Linked DNA regions of Homo sapiens: regions 1 and 3 are each linked to region 2. A link is a loop called in an ENCODE intact Hi-C map of the cell type or tissue named here. Cell type or tissue: psoas muscle. All regions are shown on one strand.

The links. Peaks named below come from ENCODE experiments on the same cell type or tissue, not always from the same donor. Only the 100,000 strongest peaks of a DNase experiment are listed, where the experiment ranks them.
Region 1: a loop joins it to region 2, with 2.8 times the contacts of the local background. A loop is called at or near these places in 10 of 110 quality-filtered maps.
Region 3: it touches region 2 in a loop (2.4-fold over the local background); 9 of 110 quality-filtered maps call a loop at or near these places.

What each region holds. Positions count from the first base shown.
Region 1 is chr16:14,358,858-14,366,857 of GRCh38, forward strand. LINC02130 (long intergenic non-protein coding RNA 2130) reads right to left here. Exons shown (of 2, transcript NR_131191.1): 2 at 4,252-4,438. Among named protein-coding and RNA genes, the nearest start is that of LINC02130, 7.4 kb to the right of the region's middle. RefSeq lists an enhancer at 5,497-5,998. In psoas muscle, no CTCF peak of the experiment used is centred here; a DNase peak (open chromatin) is centred at 4,028; H3K4me3 peaks cover 885 bases; H3K27ac peaks cover 5,160 bases.
Region 2 is chr16:14,525,903-14,533,902 of GRCh38, forward strand. All of the region lies in intron 21 of PARN (poly(A)-specific ribonuclease), which reads right to left. LOC107984865 (a long non-coding RNA gene) reads right to left here. Exons shown (of 2, transcript XR_001752089.3): 1 at 5,152-8,000; 2 at 4,675-5,015. Among named protein-coding and RNA genes, the nearest start is that of PARN, 100 kb to the right of the region's middle. RefSeq lists an enhancer at 6,275-7,024. In psoas muscle, a CTCF peak has its summit at 3,408 (motif pointing left); a DNase peak (open chromatin) is centred at 3,379; H3K4me3 peaks cover 1,191 bases; H3K27ac peaks cover 4,397 bases.
Region 3 is chr16:14,401,258-14,409,257 of GRCh38, forward strand. No RefSeq gene overlaps it. Among named protein-coding and RNA genes, the nearest start is that of LINC03107, 23 kb to the right of the region's middle. RefSeq lists enhancers at 4,443-4,944, 5,399-5,478 and a silencer at 4,469-4,668. In psoas muscle, no CTCF peak of the experiment used is centred here; DNase peaks (open chromatin) are centred at 646, 4,554, 4,774 and 5,104; H3K4me3 peaks cover 352 bases; H3K27ac peaks cover 4,990 bases.

The sequences.
Region 1 (8,000 bases), 170 kb before region 2:
CAGCCCAGGACGGGGAGGAACCCCCGGGGCAAGTCTGTGCCCATTTTGGGCAGGGCCCTGGCAGGGAGTGAGGCAAACCTCAGCCCACATCTGCTCATCACTTCCCCTGCACCTCCCCAGCAAGGCTCTGCCCAGCAGATCTTGGCACATTGTCAGCACTCAACAGATATTTGTTGGATGTGTTGCTGGCTGGATAAATAGGTGGATGGACAGACAGACGGATGGATGGATGGATGGATGGATGGATGGATGGATGGATGGATGGACAGGCAAGCAGAGACATGGAGAAACAGATGATTAGATGGATACACAGGTGGATGCATGGGTGGATAGACAAATGGATAGATGGATGAATGCTTTATAAATAAATGGCTGGATTATATGGATGGATAAGTGGATGGATAGATGACAAATGAAGAGACAGATGAATACATGCATAGATAAATGAATTAATAGATGGATGGGTGAATAGATCAATGAATAGATAATAGATAGCCAGACAGACAAACGGCTGGATGGTTTTGGAAAACTTTAGGACAGAGAAGGACAACTCACTGGTCCAAGGTGCAAACTGGGTGTGGTAGGAGCAGCCCAGTATTAAGGTGAACCTCATCACCCAGCAGGAAGAGCCCTGGGGAGGGGATTTGGGCAATTCACACACCTGCAATTCACACCCCAGCCTTTGCTCATGCTGTTCCCTCTGCTTGGAAGGTCCCCTCTCTACTTCTCTGCCTACCCAGATCCCCTCAATCTCTTACAACTCATCTGGGGTTCCTGTGCCTCCAGGAAGTTCCCTGATCAGCCCTCTTCCACCTAGCCTGGTGTTGGAGGGTGGTCAGGTTCCCTCCTGCAACACCCCTCATTTGCTGTGCACGTCACCCTGGATTGGATGGGCTGTTTACTCCTGATACCCCAGGGGACCATGGGCACCTCTAGGGCTGACGCCCTGCCTGGCTTCTTTCTCCATCCCAGCACTGGGCCTGGCACACAACAGATGCTCAGGAAACATCAAACCAAAGCAAGCGAATGGAGGAAGGGATCCTGTTCCCCACTCCTCCAGCTGTACAGATACTGTAATTTGACTAGAAATACACTTGCCCAGCTAAGCCTTAAAAAACAAAATCAGGGCCAGGCGCAGTGGCTCACGCCTGTAATCCCAGCACTTTGGGAGGCCGAGGTGTGCAGATCACAAGGTCAGGAGTTTGAGACCAGCCTGGCCAATATGGTGAAACCCCGTCTCTATTAAAAATCAGCTGGGTGTAGTGGCGGGTGTCTGTAGTCCCAGCTACTCAGGAGGCTGAGGCAAGAGAATCGCTGGAACCCAGGAGGCAGAGGTTGCAGTGAGCTGAGATCATGCCACTGCACTCCAGCCTGGGTGACAGAGTGAGACCCCGTCTAAAAAAAAAAAAAAAAAAAACATCAGGCTGGATATAGTGGCTCCCACCTGTAATCCCAGAACTTTGGGAGGCAGAGGCAGGCAGATCATTTGAGCCCAGGAGTTTGAGACCAGTCTGAGCAACATAGTTGAGAACCCGGCTCTACAGAAAAATTAAATAAACAACAAAAATCAGAGCCACAAAAAAGAAGCAGACTCAAATAAAAAATACACAGTCCCAAGCTTGTAGCTTGATGAACCAGAAAAGCTTCACACACGTGTAGCACCTCATGATTCACAAAAAGCCGCCTCCTGGGCCAGCTATGCAAACCTGTCAGAAGGGCCATCTTTGCTAAGTGGGAAAGGAGGCCCAGAGCTAAAGCCACTTGTTCTGGGTCACACTGTGTGTAGGGACCAGGGCTGGGGCTAGGGGTACAGGGACCTTACCCACCAGGCTCAACATCCCCCTTCTGACCACTTAGTGTCTTTCGGGTCAACAGAGTATCCACGGCTGGGCCTTCCTGAAATGGAAAAGACTGATTTCCCCTCCTGGAAGAGGTGAGGAGGCTCAGAGAGCCTGAGCCGCCTGCCTGGGCTCACACAGCTAGGAGGGTGAGATGTGACTTAAGGGCAGGCCTGGGACCTCAGGCCAGAGTAGAGGCTTCACCCAAGAGCCGTGGGCAGAGCAGAGCAGAACCATGGGGTTCACACGGAGCTGCTCCAGTGGCTCCTGAGCAGAGTGAGGTCCCTGTTGAAGGGCACCTGGATCCCTGAGGACTCACAGCCAGGCAGCTGGGCAACCTGTGCCTGAGTCCCAGGCTGCCCCATCCTGGGCATGAAAGACAAGCCCTCTCCAGCAGCATTGACAAGACACCCTTCCAGGGCCAGGCACGGTGGCTCACACCTATAACCCCAGCACTTTGGGAGGCCAAGGCAGGCAGCTCACTTGAGGTCAGGAGTTCAAGACCAGTCAACATGGTGAAACCCTGTCTCTACTAAAAATACAAAAAATTAGCCATGTGTGGTGATGCATGCCTATAATCCCAGGTACTCAGGAAGCTGAGGCAGGAGAATCACTTGAACCTGGGAGGCAGAGGTTGCAGTGAGCTGAGATCACGCCACTGTGCACCGGCCTAGGCAACAGAGGGAGACAAACAAACAAACAAACAAACACCCTTCCTAACTGCTTAGCTCAGATTTTGGGGTCGGATGGACATGGTTTCAAATCCCAGCTCTGCCACTTGCGAGCTCGATGAGCCTCATCTAGCTGAGCCCCCCACTGTGTGTCTCTAAAGCAGCAGTAATAACACCTGCTGCAGGGCAGTCATGCCAGTCACGTGAGATCATATACTCAAGCGCCAGCCACTGAGCCCAGCAGAGGGTAGGCATCGCCATCCTCACCACCAATAGCCCCTCACCAGACCAAAACCCCACAAAGAGGGTGCAGACTCAGAGCTTGCTGCAGGGTGGGATGAAGAACAAAGAGTAAGTTTTCTGTGTTACCCCCGCTTCCCAAGACGATGGGGATGCTGGAGGTTCTAGGTGCAGACGGGGCTGGGTAAGGATTCTCCCCCACAGGACTGAGTGCCAGGGAAGACAGATGCACATGTCGAGACCAAGGGGACCCAGGAGCAACAGAACAACAGCTTCCCCTGTGACGGAGAGAGGAGGGACATCAGGCAAAGATCAGGGGGCAGGAGCTGGGTCAGCCTGGCCAGGAGAGAGAAGAAGCCAGGCCCCTTTCTCCCCTCCTGTCAGTGGGGTCTGTATTCCTCATGCCAGGGACTTCCCCCCGACTCCCCTGGTCTATCCACTGTCTCCCCAAAACATTCAGCACCAATTCTTGCCACCCAACAAGGTTGAATATCAACCCCAATGGGGCTATATTTGAATTCTTCTTTTTTTTGAGACAGGGTCGCGCTCTGTCGTCCAGGCTGGAGTGCAGTGGTGCAATTTCAGCTCACTGCAACCTCTGCCTCCCAGGTTCAAGCCATTCTCGTGCCTCAGCCTCCTGAGTAGCTGGGACTACAGGCTTGCACCACCATGCCCGGCTAATTTTTGTATTTTTAGTAGAGACGGGGTTTCACTATGTTGCCCAGGCTGGTCTCCAACTCCTGACCTCCAGTGATCTGCCCGCCTCGGCCTCCCAAAGTGCTGGGATTACAGGCGTGAGCCACTGCGCCCAGCCTGAATTTAAATTTTTTTTTTTTTTTAGACAGAGTCTTGCTCTATTGCCCACTCTGGAATGCAGTGGCAAGATCTCGGCTCACTGCAACCTCCGCCTTCTGGGTCCAAGCAATTCTCGTGCCTCAGCCTCCCGAGTAGCTGGGATTACAGGTGCTTGCCACCACGTCTGGCTAATTTTTGTATTTTTAGTAGAGACGGAGTTTCGCCATGTTGGCCAGGCTGGTCTTGAACTCCTGACCTCAGGTGATCCACCCGCCTCGGCCTCCCAAAGTGCTGGGATTACAGGCGTGAGCCACTGCGCCCGACCTGGATTTGAATTCTGATGCTCCTACTTGCTAGCAGTGGCTTGGGGCCAGTTGCTCAGCCTGCTAACTTTAGTTTTCTCTTCTGTAAAGTGGGGACTAAATATCCTGTAACAGGGGTCACATGCTGTAACAGCACAGCACCCAGGGCACGGTGAGTGCTGCGTAGTGTGAGCCGAACGCGGGCTGCTCAGGGTCACCAGGGCCAGCTCCTTGGGCCCCCAGCAACAAATACTTCACTTTCCGCCCCCCTCTCCCCGACAATGATCCGCCCGCACAGCCGCTCTGGAGAAGAGCTTGTCTGTTTCCTGAAAACTGAATATAAACTTAGACATTTATACAATCACACTCCTGGGCATTTATCCCAGAGAAATGAAAGCTGATGTCCACATGGAAACCTGTAGCAGCTTTATTCATAACAGCTCCAAATTGGAAACAGCGCAGATGCCTCTCGATAGTCGACCGGTTCAGCAAACCGTGGCCCCTCCACACCGCGGAACACCACTGAGCAATAAGACGAATGAGCTGCCGATACTCGCCACTACTTGGATGATCTCAAGGGTGTTTATGCTGCCTGGGGAAAAAAGCCAACCTCAAAAGTCACATCCTGGATGATTCTATTTCTATAGCATTCTCAAATGACAAAGTTACAGAGATGAAGACCAGATTAATGGCTGCTGGGGGGCAGGGACAGTGGGGGAATGGGGTGAGTGTGACTGCCTGGGGATCTTGGTGGTGATAGGGTGATTCTGTTTTTTGTTGCAATGGTGGTTTGTGTGAATCTACACAGACAAAACAGCATAAAACTATACATGCAGGTTGGAGCGGTGGCTCACCCCTGTAATCCCAGCACTTTGGGAGGCCAAAGTGGGCAGAGCACTTGAGGCCAGGAGTTCAAGGCCAGCCTGGCCAACATGGTGAAACCCTATAACTATTAAAAATACAAAAATGAGGCCAGGTGTGGTGGCTCACACCTGTAATCCCAGCACTTTGGGAGGCTGAGGCGGGCAGATCACGAGGTCAGGAGATCAAGACCATCCTGGCTAACACGGTGAAACCCCGTCTCTACTAAAAATACAAAAAAATTATCCAGGCGTGTTGGCAGGTGCCTGCAGTTCCAGCTACTAGAGAGGCTGAGGCAGGAGAATGGCATGAACCCGGGAGGCGGAGCTTGCAGTGAGCCGAGATTGCGCCACTGCACTCCAGCCTGGGTGACAGAGCGAGACTCTGTCCAAAAAAAAAAATACAAAAATGAGCTGGTTGTAGTTGTGGGCGCCTGTAATCCCAGCTACTCTGGAAGCTGAGGCATGAGAATTGCTTGAATCCAGGAGGCAGAGGTTGCAGTGAGCGGAGATTGCACCACTGTACTCCAGCCTGGGTGACAGAGAGAGACTCTGTCTCAAAATAGTAAAAACCAAAAACTATACACGCGCTTTCTATTAATACCAATGTCAATTGCCAAGTTTTGATATGACAGATAATGATATTGGACATTGGATATTGTAGATCATGTGAGATGTAGCCATTGGGGGGAAATAGGTGAGGGGTACACAGGGCCACTGGGTAATCTCTGCAATTTCCTGTGGATCTATTATGATTTCAAAATTTAAAGTTTTAAAAAATGACATGCATGGTATGATGTCGGCAATTCGCTTTGAAATACTCCAGCCAAGAGAGGGAAGAGGCCGGAGAGGGAGCCTGCAAAGAGGTGAAACTAGAGTGGTAAAGTGCTTCTGCTGCCGAAGCAAGGGCGGGGATGCCGGAATGGCGGCTCGGTCTTCTCCACTGTGCATTTTTGAAATTTTCCATAATGAAGATGTAACTCTACCAAGCCGATATGCATGGGTGGGCTCACGTACACCCAGACACCCGCACGCAGGCATGCACCGGAGCGCTGACTCACGCTGCTCAGCCCAGGAATTCTTGCAGACGGCTGTGTGTCCACATGTGCGGTAAAGCAAATAAATAACGCTTAAACACCCTCGTGGAATCTGGCCACGCCAGGTCACATGTGTGTCAGGACACCTGCAGGGCAGGGCGGAAAGGGGTCCAGGGCTGCTTTGAACTTCCTGGAAACTGGGTGGGGTGGAGTTGGGTAATGACTATGATGGCTCACAATGGGACAGGGTCATAGGGAGGGGAAAGCTCCCAAGAAGAGGTGGCATTCGCAGCACAGGCTCCCTGGGCTGCCCCAGAGTCGGGGGCTGGAGAGGAGTGGGCTTCTGGGCCAGGGAAGGCTGGGAGTGGGGACGTCACTGCAGGGGGGCCGAGAGCCCTCAGTGTGGTGAGGGGACGGGAGGGGCTGTGGTGGTCACTCCACCTGAACCCCTTGATGGCGCCATTATTTCAGGATTTTTAAATGATGACTTAACCTCGGGGGAAGCACTTACTTGCTTGGGGCTTCAGTTTTGTCAACTAGAAAATGGGCCTGATGACAACACGAATCTCACAAGGTTGCCTTGACGGTCAGGCGAAGTGGCTATGGCCGTGCCCGGGGCCAACTTGGTGCCAGGCCCTGCGCTAAGGGCTCTATATGCATTAAATCCTTCAATATATGGTGCTGTTACTACCCCCATTTGCCAGATGAGAAACTAAGGTTCGGAGAGATTGATAAACTTTCCCGAGGTTACACAGTCATTAGGTTGAGGAGCTGCCATTTACATCTGCAGGTAAAGCACTTAGTTCAAACCCGCCCCCAGAAAGTGTTATTTTAAAGTTTAAAGTATGTTGAGGCCAGGTGCAGTGACGCATGCCTGTCATCCCAACATTTTGGGCAGCTGAGGCGGGAGCATGGCTTGAGGCGAGGAGTTTGAGAAAAGCCTGGGCAACATCATGAGATCCTGCCTCTCCAAAAAATGTTAAAAATTAGCCACATGTGGTGGCATCTGCCTACAGACTCAGCTTCTCGGGAGGCTGAGGGAGGAGGATGGCTCAAGCCCAGGAGTTTGAGGGTATAGTGGGCTGTGATCACGTCACTGCATTCCAGCCTGGGTGACAGAGCAAGACCCTGTCTCTTTATTTAAAAAAAAAACAAGGCTGGGTGCGGTGGCTCATGCCTGTAATCCCAGTACTTTGGGAGGCCAAGGCGGGTGGATCACCTTAGGTCAGGAGTTGTTTCTTTTTTTTTTTTTTTTTTTTTTTTTTTTTTTGAGACGGAGTCTCGCTCTGTCGCCCAGGCTGGAGTGCAGTGGCGCAATCTTGGCTCACTGCAAGCTCCACCTCCTGAGTTCACACCATTCTCCTGCCTCAGCCTCCTGAGTAGCTGGGACTACAGGCGCCCGCCACCACGCCCAGCTAATTTTTTGTATTTTTAGTAGAGACAGGGTTTCGCCGTGTTAGCCAGGATGGTCTCGATCTCCTAACCTCATGATCTGCCCACCTTGGCCTCCCAAAGTGCTGGGATTACACCAGCCTGGCCAACATGGTGAAACCCCGTCTCTACTAAAAATATGAAATTAGCTGGGCGTGGTGATGGCCACCCAGCTACTTGGGAGGCTGAGGCAGGAGAATCGCTTGAACCCGGGAGGCAGAGGTTGCAGTGAGCCGAGATCATGCCATTGCACTCCAGCCTGGCCAACAAGAGCAAAACTCCATCTCAAAATAAATAAATAAATAACTAAAAAACGAGCAAGCAAAAAAACCCAAAGCATGTTTATAGCTTGAACACTTGCTGGGATGGAAACACAGGGTAGAAAATGGCTATCTGGGGCGGGCATGGTGGCTCGCGCCTGCAATCTCAGCACTTTGGAAGGCTGAGGCAGGCAAATTGCTTAAGACCAGGAGTCTGAGACCAGCCTGGGCAACATGGCAGGACCCTATCTCTACAAAAAATTAAAAATTAGCTGGACATGGTGGTGCGTACCTGTAGCCTCAGCTACCTGGGAGGCTGAGGCGGGAGGATCACTTGAGCCCAGGAGGTCAAGGCTGCAGTGAGCCATTATTGTACCACTGTACTGCAGCCCGGGCAACAGAGTGAGACTCTGTCTCAAAAAGTAAAAAAAAAAAACGTAAGGCAGCATGGCTCATGCTTGTAATCCCAGCACTTTGGGAGGCCAAGGAGGGTGGATCACCTGAAGTCAGCAGTTCGAGATCAGCCTGGTCAACATGGTGAAATCCCGCTATCTCCATTAAAAATA
Region 2 (8,000 bases):
CCACCTCCCGGGTTCAAGCAATCCTCCAACCTCAGCCTCCCGAGTAGCTAGGATTACAGGTGTGCACCACCAGGCCCGGCTAATTTTTTTTGTATTTTAGAGGCGGGGTTTCACCATGTTGGCCAGGCTGGTCTCAAACTCCTGACCTTAAGTGATTCGCCCACCTCAGCCTCCCAAAGTGCTGGGATTACAGGCATGAGCCACCACCTATAACCAAATTTTCTACATGTTACTTTTCCCAAGAACTTGCCAAAAGAATTAAATAAATCATCCACTGTTTTTTTTTTTTTTTGAGACGGAGTCTTGCTCTGTCACCCAGGCTGTAGGGCAGTGGTGCGATCTCGGCTCACTGCAAGCTCCGCCTCCCGGGTTCACGCCATTCTCCTGCCTCAGCTTCCCAAGTAGCTGGGACTACAGGTGCCTGCCACCACGCCTGGCTAATTTTTTTGTATTTTTAGTACAGATGGGGTTTCACCATGTTAGCCAGGATGGTCTCAACCTCCTGACCTCGTGATCCACCCACCTCAGCCTCCCAAAGTGCTGGGATTACAGGCATGAGCCACCGTGCCCGGCCTCATCCACTGTTTTTACTCAGCTCCCATCTCAGGCCGCTTCCTTCTAAAGGGGCCAAGATGCAAGTTAATAAGCAGCTGAAATGAACAGGCTGGCAAAGTAAACCATACATCCCTGGTTTTCCCAAACCTCATCACACAAAGGAAAAGTCAAGGGTGTAATCCACAATAAGGAGATTCATCTGCAGAAAATAAACTATCAAGAAAAGAAAAAAGCAACATCATCTTCAATTAAAGTCAAATTCAACAGTTGTAGCCATCCTATGTCTCCATTTGCCTAACTATCCAGTACTTGGAGCCGTCCACGGTCACTGTGCCAGGGTTAAAGTTGGGCCAGGAGTGGCCGGGCCTCCCTGCAGCCAGCCCATTTTTGTGGCATTTCTCTTGTCAGGCAAGAACCAGAATGACTCTCCTGAAGCTCTGAGGTGAGTACCTCTCCTTTAAAAGCAAATAAAAAGTAGACAGCCCAGAAATCCTCTTCCTAATGGCTTTGGGTCAAACACCCTGGTGAAGAAAGGAAGGCAGAGAACAACAAACACTCCAGTCTTGCAGCTATATTCTATAAAGTCTCCATTGTTAAATAAAATGTATAGAGGTCAATGGTTTGGACTGAGCTCCTGCACTAGGCCCAACAGACCTAACTGAAATGGAGTCACTCTTAAAGTTCCATGTCACCAAGCTGAAACTAATTTCTCTATATGACCTTGTGGGGAATCCAAATGAGAGTAAACAGCTGAATCTCCAAACAAGCCAGTTTTACCTGACGACATGATAAATTGAGTTCCCTCTGCTTTAACCTTTACAAGGAAAGCAACTATGAAATGACCAATCTGCTTTTTGTTTTCTGTTTCTGCTTTCTTCAACCCTTCTCTATCTATAAAACCAACCTCCTCTGCCCAGCTCATTGGAACGCTCATTCTATTTTATGGAATGAGTTGTTGTCCCATTCCAGAACTGCAAATAAAGCCAATCAAGATTTTTAAACAAAATCTGTCATAATTTTTTTCTTTTTGACGTCATGAAAGCTGAATTAGCAAATGCTGAGTCATTGTTTCTAGGGAAATACAAGATTAGGGTCCTACAAACCTCTGATCACATGTTCATCAACCGATCAATATATTATCTTGTTTTATGTGTGTTTCTGTTTAAAGACATCTTAGTTAATATACTGTTGATTCATTAACACTGAACTCATGGCCAAGAGCACTTTAACTCATGTGTGAACAAAGCTCATCTAACACGTGTTTTCTCTGTAAGGCACCTCACATCCTTCTTGCATTCAGGAACACTGGGTATCCCTCTAACACTATGCTTTGGGGTCATTTTCAACAGCAAAATCACTAATAAAAAGGACAAAAATTCAAAACAAAAAACTGGCACTAAAAGCCTGTGAAAAGGAGCCGTGTTTACAGCCCAAGAGCAGAAACTGGAAGGCAGAGTGCAGTCTCCTTCAGCTTTGGCTGGAAGCACATGTTGGGCAATACAAAATTTTCCCAACCTGCATATCCCTGGGGATGACCACAAAAGCACGTGAAAACTGAATTGTGGGTTACAAAAAATTGAATATCTGAATTCACAAATACAGAATCTGTGAATAATGAGGACTGACTGTATTTTTAAAACCATGCCCAAACCAGCTGCTCAAACTGAGTGTCAGAATAAATCCATAGCCCTAATGAGTACAACTTCACCTTACAGCAAACTTCTCCTGTGCCTGTGGAATTCTCACATTCCTTATGAACCTACTCAAAAGTTAACCTCTGTAACAGAAAGCTGCTCTAGTAACTACTGAAGTGGGACCCCCACAAGAGGCTCCAAAGGAGACCCCTGACTGCACTGATAAGAGATTAATTAGAACGGCAACCCAACTGTAGGAAGCCATGGGAAAGAAAAGGAAAGACAACTAAAAATCATTCTGGCAGCAGGTTTTGTCTCTTGTTTAAAAGGTACAGACAGGTGAAGACCTGCAAGTCACTTAGGGCAACAAACATGGCCCTACCTGAGGGACATGCTGTCATTTTGCAAGCCGATCATACAAACACCAAGAGCTTCACACTCACACAGTCTCCATGATGCAGCAATACATCTTTTTTACAAACTTGACTCTGTGATATTTTATTGTCTGGATTTCTGAATAGACTGATGTGGGGGGGAAAGTGGACATTTACCGAGCAGCTAATGCCAGGCACTATGTCGAGAACTTTACCTTCATAACCTCACTGAATTCTCCCCAGCCTGGTAAAATGAATTTTCTCTTCTCCACTTTAACCTCTGGAGCTAAGGACTCAGGTTACATCAAACACCACCGATTTTATTTCCTTCAAGCGGCTAAAATAACTCGAGAGATTGTTTGGATATTTCAACTAGTTGAGTATTCAATTAATCACTTTAATTACTAATGATTACTTTATAAGTATTTCTTATAAACTGGATTCATGAGTTTTCCTCTAGGTAGAGATCTTTCCCTGCAAGAAACGAGAGAAAAAACATTTTCTCTTTACAGAAACTTCTCTCATCTCTAGTCATAATTCTTTAACTGTTTCATGGAAGACTGGACACAGATCAAGCAGCACTCAGCAGACATCTTCGCCCTGACTCCTATAAAAGTGTCACTTCACCGTGAGTGCAAAGGTGGCCCTGAGCGAGTGCCTAACCAAGGCCCCTCTGCCAGGCTTCTCCAGCTCCGGACTCTAAAGGCTTCCCCACAACTACAGGAGAGGTACGCTGTCGAATCCGAATGCTAAGTCTGTCCACATTACTTAGCATGAATAAGCATTTCAATGTTTTACTTGGCGTTGGAAAGGTAGATTGGTTGCCAGCACGACAGCACCACCTTCTGGTTGGTGAAAAGGAATTAAGATACAAAGTCACATCTGGAGCATTTCAAGTTTTGTAAGCCAGATGGATGGCAAAGTTGAAAATCTAGTTTCCATAAAATCCGAACAATGTCAGTAGCAATTAAACACCCTCACAGATCAGTAATGGAATAGTAACTGTAGGTCACTACTGGCTACTGCTCCACTTCTGGGCACACTGCAGCCACTTCCAGCCTCTCAGCCCTGACATTGAAGCCCACTGCGCCCTATGAAAGAAATTCCTTATCATGTCATCAGAGTCACATCCATCCCCCTGGCTGTGCAAAAAGGTTCTCTGCTGTTCACAAAGTCCAAATTTGATGGCCAGCAATAAAGTATCAGACACTGGCCCAACAACCACTCCCACTGGTACTCGTTGGCAGGTAGGGAGTATCGTCCTCTGATGGTTCTAACGAGGACTATCATCCTCTTATGGAGCCCATGAGGACTCGGCATCCCCTTCCTGTTCCCCTCAAGCATGGGACTCCTTGGTAGACTGTGCTGGAGAAGGATCTTGAGTGTGAGGTCCAAATGGGGCTTCCTCCTATAGGTGATACCATCCCTACAGAAATCCAGAAATCCAGACCACGAGACCCCATCATGACAGCTGCAAGAGGCCTCTGAACTCTAAACGATTCCTTAATCTCAGCTTCCAAGAGACCCCAGCAGCTGGTTTCCAGGCCTGCCTTCTTCAATGCAGTGGCCCCATCCACTTGTCAAATGGCCCTTGGGTGTCAGACTCTTCCTGATTCTGCTCATCAGGTAAGCTATTCATCCTGCTCCCTCAAGGAGAGCCAAGCAAGGTGGACAGAGAGAGGACTGTGCTTTAATCACGACATCCTTCTCTTGGTGAGCAGCACAGAAGTCTCCTCCAGACCTGTGGAGACCACAGGGTGAAGGAATGAGCATTTCTTCCTGAAGCTGTCCACAGGAATCCCAAGCCCCAGGCTACTCTAGAGAGAGGCAGCACCTGAGGAGGGAGAGCTCTGCCAGTTACCTCTGCTTCCCCCCAGCCCACCAACACCCGCCACAGTGCTTTGCACACCTGGAAAAGAGTAATTCTTCTTTAAATGAGGACTTTAATCTGTGTTTCTCCTGAAGTGCCTGAGTTCAAACTCTGTTTACCATAACCCTCAACAAGAAATCCATGTGCATTATAACCCAGTACACACACATACATCTGTACGTACAGAACCCTGAAAAAAAGGTTACATTAAAAAAAAAAAACTATATTATATAAGACACACTGACATTTTCTAACTTCTTCCATTTTATTAAAAATGCTGGTCACCATTCATTCAAATGACTTCACAACCCAGTGAGGGAGTGCAACCCTCACTGGGTGAACACTGTCGTAAACTTCCGCCTTCGTTCATCACTCTGTTGGGTGCCATGCTCCTCTCTCTTCTCGGCTATCCCAGAATTGGCCCCTTCCCAAGGACTGTACCAGGGCATCTCCTCAAAGCCCTCTCCAGCTCTGTGCCAGCACCATTCCAAATGCCAAGGATGTAGAATAATGACTAAGATGTAGCCCCCATGCAGAGAAGCCAAGTCTACTGGGTGGGACAGACTGACATTGCCTCTTCCTCTGAAGACAAAAACACTTGTTATCTGTATTCATTCATTCATGCATGCATTCATTCATTCATCCATCCATCCATCCATCCATCCATCCATCCCCCACCTTGACTCACTCCCACATCATTGTGGAAACAACAGCTTACATTTGTCAAAAGGCAGGCCAGGCGTGGTGTCTCATGCCTGTAATCCCAGCACTTTGGGAGGCTGAAGCAGGCAGATCACTTGGAGTTTGAGAACAGCCTGTCCAACAGAGTGAAACCCCATCTATATCAAAAAATACAAAAATTAGCCAGGCGTTGTGGTTAGTGCCTGTAGTCCTAGCTACTCAGCAGGCTGAGGCAGGAGAATTGCTAGAACCCAGAACGCAGAGGTTGCAGGGAGGCAGAGGTTGCAGTGAGGTGAGATCACACCACCGCACTCCAGCCTGAGTGACAGCACAAGACTCCATCTCAAAAAAAAAAAACAGATGAATCCATCTAATAGGGTTTCCTTTTTCACAATCTGTTTGTCAAGGGATAATTTTCATGAACTCTAAATTAGGAACTAAAGTGCACTGTCACTGATTCTTGGAAGCCAATGGCCCATTTATTACCCTATGTAGCATTTATAGATGTGGCAGGTTCCCAGATAAATTCAATTTGGCCTCAGCCTCTTAGAAAAGGCTGTGAACTAGAGTACATGCAAAGACTAACCTTCTACCATGCTTAAAAATACATAGAAACTGTTTGGGTACGTCCGTCAATTTCATCTACTTTTGACTTTGTGCTACCATGCCATCCTACACACATGGGAAAGAGTGCCATGAGGGTGCCCCCCCAGACAACAACCATGCTTTCCAAGGGCAGCTCTATTTGGTTGACCAACTTCGTACTCAATACTTGGAAATTCTTTCAAAAGCCCCAGACTTCTCAATGAAAACTGGTTAGATGTAATATTTTATTTTAAAACTTGTATTCAACCTGGCCAAGATAGCAAGATCCCATTTCTTTAAAAAAAAAAAAAAAAAGGCAGGCATGGTTGCATGCACCTATAGTCCCAGCTACTTGGAAGGCTAAGGCAGGAGGATCGCTTCAGCCCAGGAGTTCGAGGCTGCAGTGAGCTATGATCGCACTGCTGTACTCCAGCTTGACCCTGTCAGAGTGAGATCCTGTCTTAAAAAATTAAATTAAATTAAAATATAAAACTTGCTTTAACCAAGAATAAATAAATCCCCCCAACCAACATGACAGCAAAGTTTATACAAGGCACAAGATTCAAACTCTGATTTTTTTTTTTTTTTTTTTTAATTGTTCATTCTTGGGTGTTTCTCGCAGAGGGGGATTTGGCAGGGTCATAGGACAATAGTGAAGGGAAGGTCAGCAGATAAACAAGTGAACGAAGTTCTCTGGTTTTCCTAGGCAGAGGACCCTGCGGCCTTCCGCAGTGTTTGTGTCCCTGGGTACTTGAGATTAGGGAGTGGTGATGACTCTTAAGGAGCATGCTGCCTTCAAGCATCTGTTTAACAAAGCACATCTTGCACCGCCCTTAATCCATTTAACCCTGAGTGGACACAGCACATGTTTCAGAGAGCACAGGGTTGGGGGCAAGGTCACAGATAAACAGGATAAGAATTTTTCTTAGTACAGAGCAAAACGAAAAGTCTCCCATGTCTACCTCTCTCCACACAGACACGGCAACCATCCGATTTCTCAATCCTTTCCCCACCTTTCCCCCCTTTCTACTCCACAAAACCGCCATTGTCATCATGGCCCGTTCTCAATGAGCTGCTGGGCACACCTCCCAGACGGGGGGGCGACCGGGCAGAGGCGCCCCTCACCTCCCGGGAGGGGCGGCTGGCCGGGTGGGGGGCTGACCCCCCCACCTCCCTCCTGGACGGGGCGGCTGGCCGGGCGGGGGGCTGACCCCCCCACCTCCCTCCCGGACGGGGTGGCTGGCCGGGCGGGGGGCTGACCCCCCCACCTCCCTCCCGGACAGGGCAGCTGGCCGGGAGAGGGGCTCCTCACTTTCCAGACTGGGCAGCCAGGCAGAGGGGCTCCTCACGTCCCAGACGATGGGCGGCCAGGCAGAGACGTTCCTCACTTCCCAGAAGGGGTGGCGGCTGGGCAGAGGCTGCAATCTCAGCACTTTGGGAGGCCAAGGCAGGCGGCTGGGAGGTGGAGGTTGTAGCGAGCCGAGATCACGCCACTGCACTCCAGCCTGGGCACCATTGAGCACTGAGTGAACCAGACTCCGTCTGCAACCCCGGCACCTCAGGAGGCCGAGGCTGGCGGATCACTCGCGGTTAGGAGCTGGAGACCAGCCCGGCCAACACAGCGAAACCCCGTCTCCACCAAAAAAATATGAAAACCAGTCAGGCGTGGCGGCGCGCGCCTGCAATCGCAAGTACTCGGCAGGCCGAGGCAGGAGAATCAGGCAGGGAGGTTGCAGTGAGCCGAGATGGCAGCAGTACAGTCCAGCTTCGGCTTGGCATCAGAGGGAGACCGTGGAAAGAGAGGGAGACCGTGGGGAGACGGAGAGGGAGAGGGAGAGGGAGAGGGAGAGGGAGAGGGAGAGGGAGAGGGAGAGGGAGAGGGAGAGGGAGAGGTTCCAAACTCTGATTTTTAACAAATCAAGTAAAATCCATGTTTCCACGTTCTAGCTCCCCGCTGCCCCACAGCTGCTCCACTCCACGTGCCCTCTGTTTCAGTCATGCCAAAGGATGTGCTGGTCCCACAATCCACCACAGGTTTCTCAGCCTTCCTCTACTAGGCAACTCCAACTTATGACCGGAGGGTGAGCACAGGCATCACCATCGCCTCCTCGGAAGCCTTCCCTGGTGACCCTCTTCTGCATCTTCCTGCCAGTTTGAGCCAGTTCACTCTCCCCAGGATCTTCCCTTTATCACAACACTCAGTAGCCACTGATGCACTGGTTGTCTACACACCTGCCTGCACCACAAGACACTGATTCCTTGAATGGAAAGCCAATTATTTCATCTTCCACATCTAAATTC
Region 3 (8,000 bases), 120 kb before region 2:
AGTAAAATGTTAGTGAGTTGATGTTGCTGTTTCAAAATTTTCATAATAAAATGTTGGGGGAAAGTAACAAAACCAAGAAGAAAAAGAGGTAGAAACAAATTCTTTAACAGCTCTCTTTTCCTACGGAACACTGTCCAGGTGCTTAGCCGGGCAGCCAACACACAAATCCTTGCCTCACGCCCCAAACTCACTCTAAGTGTGTAGCCCTGGGCACACCCTCAAACCTCTCCGAGGCTGCAGTCCTGGTCTCGTAGGAAGTGAGAGGCCATCCTCCGGGAGAGGCAAGGCTGAGATGCACACAGTTGTTTTCAGAGCAGCAAGGCCACTTCGGCAACACCCAGAGCTTAGGGAGGACGTGGTCAACCAGCCTTTACTGGGGCCTGGGAGACTCCCCACTGACACAAACTCCCTTCTGGTTTGCACTGGGGACGTTCAGTCCCTTGGGTTATGCATTCACTGGTCCAATAGATATTTTCTGTGTGCCAGGCCCTGCACGGGGCACTGTAGTGTGAAGTCTGTCAGGTTCTTCCCTTTAAAGAACACCCCCAAGACACAGACAGATCCAATCCAGTGAGACACACACTCCGAGGGAGCCAACTCCAGCCTGGATAGACGCCAAGCCCCACAGCCAGGCTTCAGACTGACTCCCGCCTCAGTCCGGAACCTCAGCACAGGAAGGACCCTCGTGTCAGGATATCCAGGCCCCGCCCCAGCCCAATGGCCCCTGCCCCTCCTCTATGAACTAGCTTGAGCTCCCCGCCCTCTGGGGACAGAAGCCCCCCAGTGAGTCTGCTGCAGTCACAACAAAAGGTAATGGGGGCCAGGCGCGGTGGTTCACGCCTGTAATCCCAGCACTTTGAGGTTAAGGCGGGCTTATCACTAGAGGTCAGGAGTTTGAGACCAGCCTGGCCAACATGGTGAAACCCCATCTCTACTGAAAAAACAAAAATTAGCCGGCAGTGGTGGCGTGCACCTGTGATCCCAGCTACTCAGAGGCAGGAGAATCGCTTGGACCCAGGAGGCGGAGGTTGCAGTGAGCCGAGATCACACCACTGCACCCCAGCCTGGGTGAGAGAGGGAGACTCCGTCCCTAAAAAACGCAATGGGGTTGTGGTGTCCACTTGGGAAGAGCTGGGGAGGCAAAGGGAATAGGAATGATCTACTCCCCTGCCAGCCAGGCTGAGGCTGTGATCCAGCACAGATGACCCGAGTCAGGACAGCTTAGAGGGTCCCACCCAGTTTAGAGATCACATTCTCCAATTTGGCCAGAATTACACCTGCGTCCTCCAGCGAGGCATGGACCCAGAAATTATGCTTAGGGTCTCCTTCCAGCTTCACGACAGCCTCAGGAGGTAGATGCTGTCATGACCCCCACTTTGTAGGCGGGGAAACTAAAGTTCAGAGAAGTCACATAACTTGCCCAAGGTCACACACAGCCAGCCATGGCCACTGCCTTTACTTAAACAAGAGCAACAACAATCATGACAGCTGGAGTCACTTTAAGTGCATTATCTCATTTGACCAGAAGTAGGAAAACTTCTTGTCTCCATTTTACAGAGCAGAAAACTCAAGTTCAGAGAGACTCAGTAACTTGCCTGAAACAACTGAATAGGAAGATGGCAGAGCCAGCCTACGACAAACAGGATAACAGTAAGAATGGCAGCTATATTCATTCTGTATTGCTGCTCCAACAAGCTTCCACGAACTTAGTGACTTAAAAAAAGATACATTTATTCTCTTACCGTTCCAGAGGTCCGACGTCTAAAATCAAGGTGTCAGTAGAGCTTGGTTCCTCCAGGGGGTTCTGAGGGAGAATCTGAGTCCTTGTCTTTTCCAGATGCTACAGGACCCCTACAAAGCAGGTGGCTCCACCTTCAAAGCATGCATTCCACCCTCTGCTTCCAGCCTCACATGTCACGTTTCTTCTTGCCCCACCCACCGCCTCTTATAAGGACCACTGTGGGCCAGGTGTGGTGACTCATGCCTGTAATCCCAGCACTTTGAGAGGCCGAGGCCACCTGAGGTCAGGAGTTCGAGACCAGCCTGGGCAACATGGTGACATCCCATCTCTACTAAAAATACAAAAAGTAGCTGGGCATGGTGGTGCACGCCTGTAATTCCAGCTACTCGGGAGGCTGAGGCAGGAGAATCGCTTGAACCCAGGAGGCAGAGGTTGCAGTGAGCCGAGATCAAGCCTGCACTCCAGCCTGGGCAACAGAGTGAGACTCTGTCTCAAAAAAAAAAAAAAAAAAAAAAAAAAAAGACCCTTGTGATTACATCATTTGGCCCCTCAGGGATAATCCAGGTGAATTCCTTCATCTCAGGAGCCTTAATTTGACCACACCTGCAAAGCCCCTTTTACCATGTAAATTAGCACTTTCACGGGTTCTGGGGATTAGGATGTGGACCTCTTTGGGGGACCATGAGTCCATCCACCACATTAGCTAATATTCATGGAGCTCTTGCTAAGTGTCAGGCCTGTGCTGAGCATTCTGCATCATTTTAGACCTGCACAACTCACACTTTTTAAAATTCTGTATTTACATAAATTTATGGGGTACAAATACAATTTCATTACATGCGTAGATTGTGTAATAGTCAGGTCAGGGCTTTTAGGATCTCCATCATCCCGATCACATACATTGTACCCATTCAGTGATTTCTTTTTGTTGTTGTTGCTGCTGTGTTTTTTTGAGACAGAGTCTCGCTCTGTCACCAGGCTAGAGTGCAGGCTCGATCTCGGCTGACTGCAACCTCCACCTCCAGGGTTCAAGCTATTCTCCTGCCTCAGCCTCCTTTGTAGCTGGGATTACAGGCGCCCACCACCATGCCCGGCTAATTTTTGTACTGTTAGTAGAGACGGGGTTTCGCCATGTTGGCCAGGCTGGTCTCGAACTCCTGACCTCAGGTGATCCGCCTGCCTCAGCCTCCTGAAGTGCTGGGATTACAGGCATGGGCCACCGCACCAAGCCTATTTTTGTTTTTTTAAACAGGTTCTCACTTTGTCACCTAGGATGAAGTACAGTGGTGCAATCATGGCTCACTGCAGTCTCTATCTCCCAGGCTCAAACGATCCTCCCATCTCAGCTTCCTGAGTAGCAGGGACTACAGGTTGGTGCCACCATGCCCAGCTAATATTTTGCAATTTTTGTAGAGATGGGGTCTTGCCATGTTGCCCAGGCTGGTCTTGAACTCCTGGGCTCAAGTGATCCTCCTGCTTCGGCCTCCCAAAGTGCTAAGATTACAGGTGTGAGCCACCTCACCTGGCAGCCATTAAACTATTTCTTATGATTCACAGCGGTGGATGAACTGCCAAAATTCACGTTCACTCTTCTGAATCTCCATTATTTATTATTCCACTCTCTGTGGAGCCATGTGTATGCATTTTTTAGCACCCACTTGGGAGTGAGAACATGCAATATTTGTCTTTCTGTATCTGGCTTATTTCACTTAAGATAATGACCTCTAGTTCCATGCGTGTTGCTACAAAAACATCTCACACTTTAATGTACACACAGATCACCTGGGGGTCTTGCTAAAATACAGATTCTGGTTCAGTAGGTCTGGATTTCTAACAGATGTCCAGGTGATACTGAGCTATTGTTCCAGAGACCACTCTTTTTTATTTTATTTTAATTTTATTATTTTTGAGACAAAGTTTCACTCTTGTTGCCCAGGCTGGAGTGCAGTAGCGCCATCTCGGCTCACTGCAACCTCCACCTCCCGGGTTCAAGCGATTCTCCTGCCTCAGCCTCCCAAGTAGCTGGGATTACAGGTGCCCACAACCATGGCGGCTAATTTTTGTATTTTTAGTAGAGACAGGGTTTCCCCATGTTGGCCAGGGCGGTCTTGAACTCCTGACCTCAGGTGATCCACCCACCTTGGCCTCCCAAAATGCTGGGATTACAGGCTTGAGCCACCGCGCCCAGCCCTCAATTTTTTTTTTCATAAAATAAAAATCAAAATGCAAAAATCATTCTTAGTTTAACGTCCATGCAAAAATAGACGGTCAACCAGATCTGGCCTGTGAGCCACAGGATGCGGACCCTTGTTCTACAATGTCAGTTCCAGGAGGGCATGTCTGTCTGTCTGTCTGATTATGTTTCCTGAAGTATCACTTGCGTCTAAAACAGTGCCTGGCATCTAGTAGCTGCTCAAAAAATATTTGCTGAATGAAAGAGCAATTCCTCTTGTTTAATTCTTACAACTGCTTTACCAAGGGGTTACATATATGAATATTGTGTACAGAGGAAGAAATGATGAGAGTAATGTCTCTGGATTTATCGACGGGAAAACAGGCATAGAGATGGCATGTTCCAGCCTGTGCAGCTGGTCTCCTAGAGGAAGCAAAAGCACTGCGATCCTCCTCAGCAGTTCGAGAACCTCCTCCCCAACAGATCGCCCCGTCCCCAGGCGGCTCCAGGCCCCGACCCTGAAGCTTGAGACCCCACCCCCAGAAAGCTCGAGGCCCCGCCCCTTAGGCATGAGGCCCCGCCCCCAGCCGGCCGGAGGCTCCGTCCCCAGACAGCTTGAGGCCCCGCCCCCAAAGAGCCTGAGGCCCCACCCCCAGGCGGCTCGGGGCCCCGCCCCTGCAGCCCGAGGCCCCGCCTCCAAGGGGCTCGAGTCCTCACTGGACCAAGCGACACAGAACTGGGTGCGTCCCCAGCACAGCAGGTCCGGGACCCCTCACGCCAGCCACATCTCGGGCCAGGCCTCGCGGAACTCTCACTGGCAATAAAAAGCAGCCATACGTTCTCTCCTATGTTTGTTGGAAGCAACAAACAGCCCGGCCCAGCCAGCTTGGGCAACCAGGCCTCACTCCACAAGGCGGGGCGCAGGTCAGGGGACACTGTCGAGGATGTTTCCAAAGCCCGGCAGGTCAGGGCCTGGCACACAGATCCCCTTCAGGGGCCAGTCTGGTAACATAGACATGTGAAACGGGTGGAGTTGAAACCACAGGCGCCAAATGGCCGCTACTGCCACAGGCAGTGACACCTGTCCAGTTTCGGGGCTTTTTAAAGCCCTCTGTGGCTGAGGCAACGCGTCAGAGAGACCCACGTGGCTGAAAGCTTGTTGGTTTCACAGAGGGCGCCTCCCACTTCATGGCCTTTGCCCATGCTGTCCCCTCAGCCTGTGATGTTCTTCTTGCAAAACCATTCTTAGTTCCTAATCCCTGCAAAAACACTTGGCCAACAAGATCTGGGCCGTGAGCTGCGTGTGCAGAACCCTGTCGGCCCCATTAGCTAACTCCTTCTCTGACTTCAAGTCTCAGAGAATTCTTCCCCAACACAGGCACCCCGCACCTCCCTTGTCACAGGGCAATTTCACATTTGTTTGCTTACTTGATCAGTGTCTGTCTACCCTTGTATTCCTTTCCCAGGGCTACAGTAACAAATTATCATAAAGCTTAAAACCACAGAATGTATTGTCTCACAGTTGCGGGGAACAGAAGTCCAAAACCAAGGTGTTGGCAGGGTTGGCTCCTTCTGGAGGTTCCCAGGGAGAATCAGATCCATGCCCATCTCCTGGCTGATGGTGACTCCTTGGCTGGTGGCAGCATCACTGCAATCTCTGCCTTTCTCATCACACAGCACTCTCCCTGTATGCATCTGTGTGCCAGGGTCCCTCTTCGTATAAGAACCCCAGTCGTGCCATATAGAGGGCCCATCCTAAAACAGTATGACTTCATCTTATCTTGACAACATCTGCAAAGACTCCATTTCCAAATAAGGTCATATTTGCAGGTTCCAGGTGGATGTGAATTTTCAGAGGACACTGTGCAACCCAGGAGAGCCCCCAAGTGTGGGGGGTCCACTTACACTGTGCCTGGAAGGTGGGGACCCCCTTGCTGAAACCCTTCACTCACTTGCCACCAGTACCCTGGCCTGATCTCTGCTGGGGTGAGAGGGTGACTGTGAACAAGACGGGGAGGAGAGATGGTCCAGGAGTGCACTGGCCAGGGCGGGAGCTGGTGGTGAGGGCACAGTGGGTACTTGATGTCTCAGTCTGTGTGGCCTCCTTTCCTCCTCTGCTTGATGACAGGGCCCAGAGTTTTCTCTGAAGCTTTGCTCCTCCCCAACTCTTGGTTCACGGGGTTTGGGTAGAGATGATGCCATTCCTAGGTCTGGAGATGGCCGTGTGTCCCAGGCCTGGCCAATCAAACAATGCTTCTACCTGACACAGTGACCGGTTCAGGACTGGACAGATGACCCAGTCATTGCCAACGAAGTCTCGTTCTGTTGCCCAGACTGGAGTACAATGACGTGATCTCGTCTCACTGCAACTTCCGCCTGCCAGGTTCAAGTGATTCTCCTGCCTCAGCCTTGCAAGTAGCTGGGATTACAGGCACGTGCCACCACACCCAGCTAATTTTCATGGTTTTTTTTTTTGTTTTGTTTTGTTTTTTTTTAAGTAGAGACAGGGTTTCACTGTGTTGGCCAGGCTGGTCTCGAACTCCTGACCTCAAGTGATCCACCCACCTCGGCCACCCAAAGTGCTGGGATTACAGGTGTGAGCACCAAGCCCGGCCTCAACTTGGGCTTCTGATGGAACTTATCCTTAAGTAGCTGAGCCCGTGGCTATAAGCCTCTTGTCCTGGGCAGCCACCTTGCCACTATGAGGAGGGAACCAGTGCTTGAATGAAACCCCTGCAGAGAAAACTGAAACCAACAGCCAGGAGAGGGACTCCCGATGCCACATGTGAGTGCCTGGATCCAGCCATTCCTGAAGCCACATGTATGCCTACACTTTTTGGTTACATGGCCCAGTGAGTACCCTTTTTGCTTAAGCCAGTTTGAGTTGGTTTTCTGTCAGAGATAACAGAGTGAAGTGACATGTAGTGTGAAAGCCACATTGGATCCCAGGACTGTTATGGAAACTGAGGTTTGCTGTGGCTGGGCCACTTTCATTGAGGTCACAGCTCTGACTTGGCAGCAGGCACTGAACTACACAAAGCAGGATTCCTGTTTAATGGGAGATAAGGAACAATTACAGTGTCAAGAGGTGAGGCCAGTTTGAGCATTTCAGTCCCCAAGCATACCCAGGAGGGCTAGACTCAAGAAGAGAAACTTTAGGATGGCTCTAGATGCCAGAGGGAAGGGTTTGGGGTGAGGTGGGGAGATGGAAGTGGAGGTGCTGATCTGGGTACCGTCCCCAAGGCTGAGAAGGAGCCTGGGACTTGGCAGAGTCCCAAGAAGAGACAGGGGGTATGAGGGCCCTTGGTACTAAAAACAGAACCAGGCACAGTGGGTCATGCCTGTAATCACAGCACTTTGGGAGGCCGAGGCAGAAGAATCGCTTGAGGCCAGGAGTTTGAGACCAGCCTGGGCAACATAGCAAGACCCTGTCTTTACAGAAAATTAAAAATTAAAAATATAAAAATTAGCCAGGTGTGATGGTGCACGCTTGTAGTCCCAGCTACTCAGGAGGCTGAGGTAGGAGGATTGTTTGTACCCAGGAGTTTGAGGTTGCAGTGAGCTATGATCGAACCACTGCACTCTGGCCTGAGCAACAGAGCCAGACTCTGTCTCTACAAAAAAAAAAAAAAAAAAAAAAAAAAACAACTAAGAATAAGGCTCTTTCTGGCTGCTAGGAAGGGCCCCGGTCCCTAAGCTTGGCTCATGAGCAGTGGAGCTGCCACCTTTGAGGGCTCCTGGAGCTTGGAGTCAGGGCACAGAGCAGGCCCAGTGTGGATTTGAGCCTGGAGGGCCTTTCCACACATACCTGACCCAATATGCTCCTGAGACCTTCTCCCAGCTCTGGGGAGCAATGGCAGGGAGCCCTGGTATTAAATAATTGTGGCTAGGTCCAAGCATGGTGGCTCACGCCTGTAATCCTAGCATTTTGGGAGGCTGAGGCAGGTGGATCGCTTGAGGCCAGGAGTTCGAGACCAGCCTGGACAACGTGATGAAACTCCATCTCTACTAAAAATACAAAAATTAGGTGTGGTGGTGCACAGCTGTAATCCCAGCTACTCAGGAGGCTGAGACAGGAGAATTGCT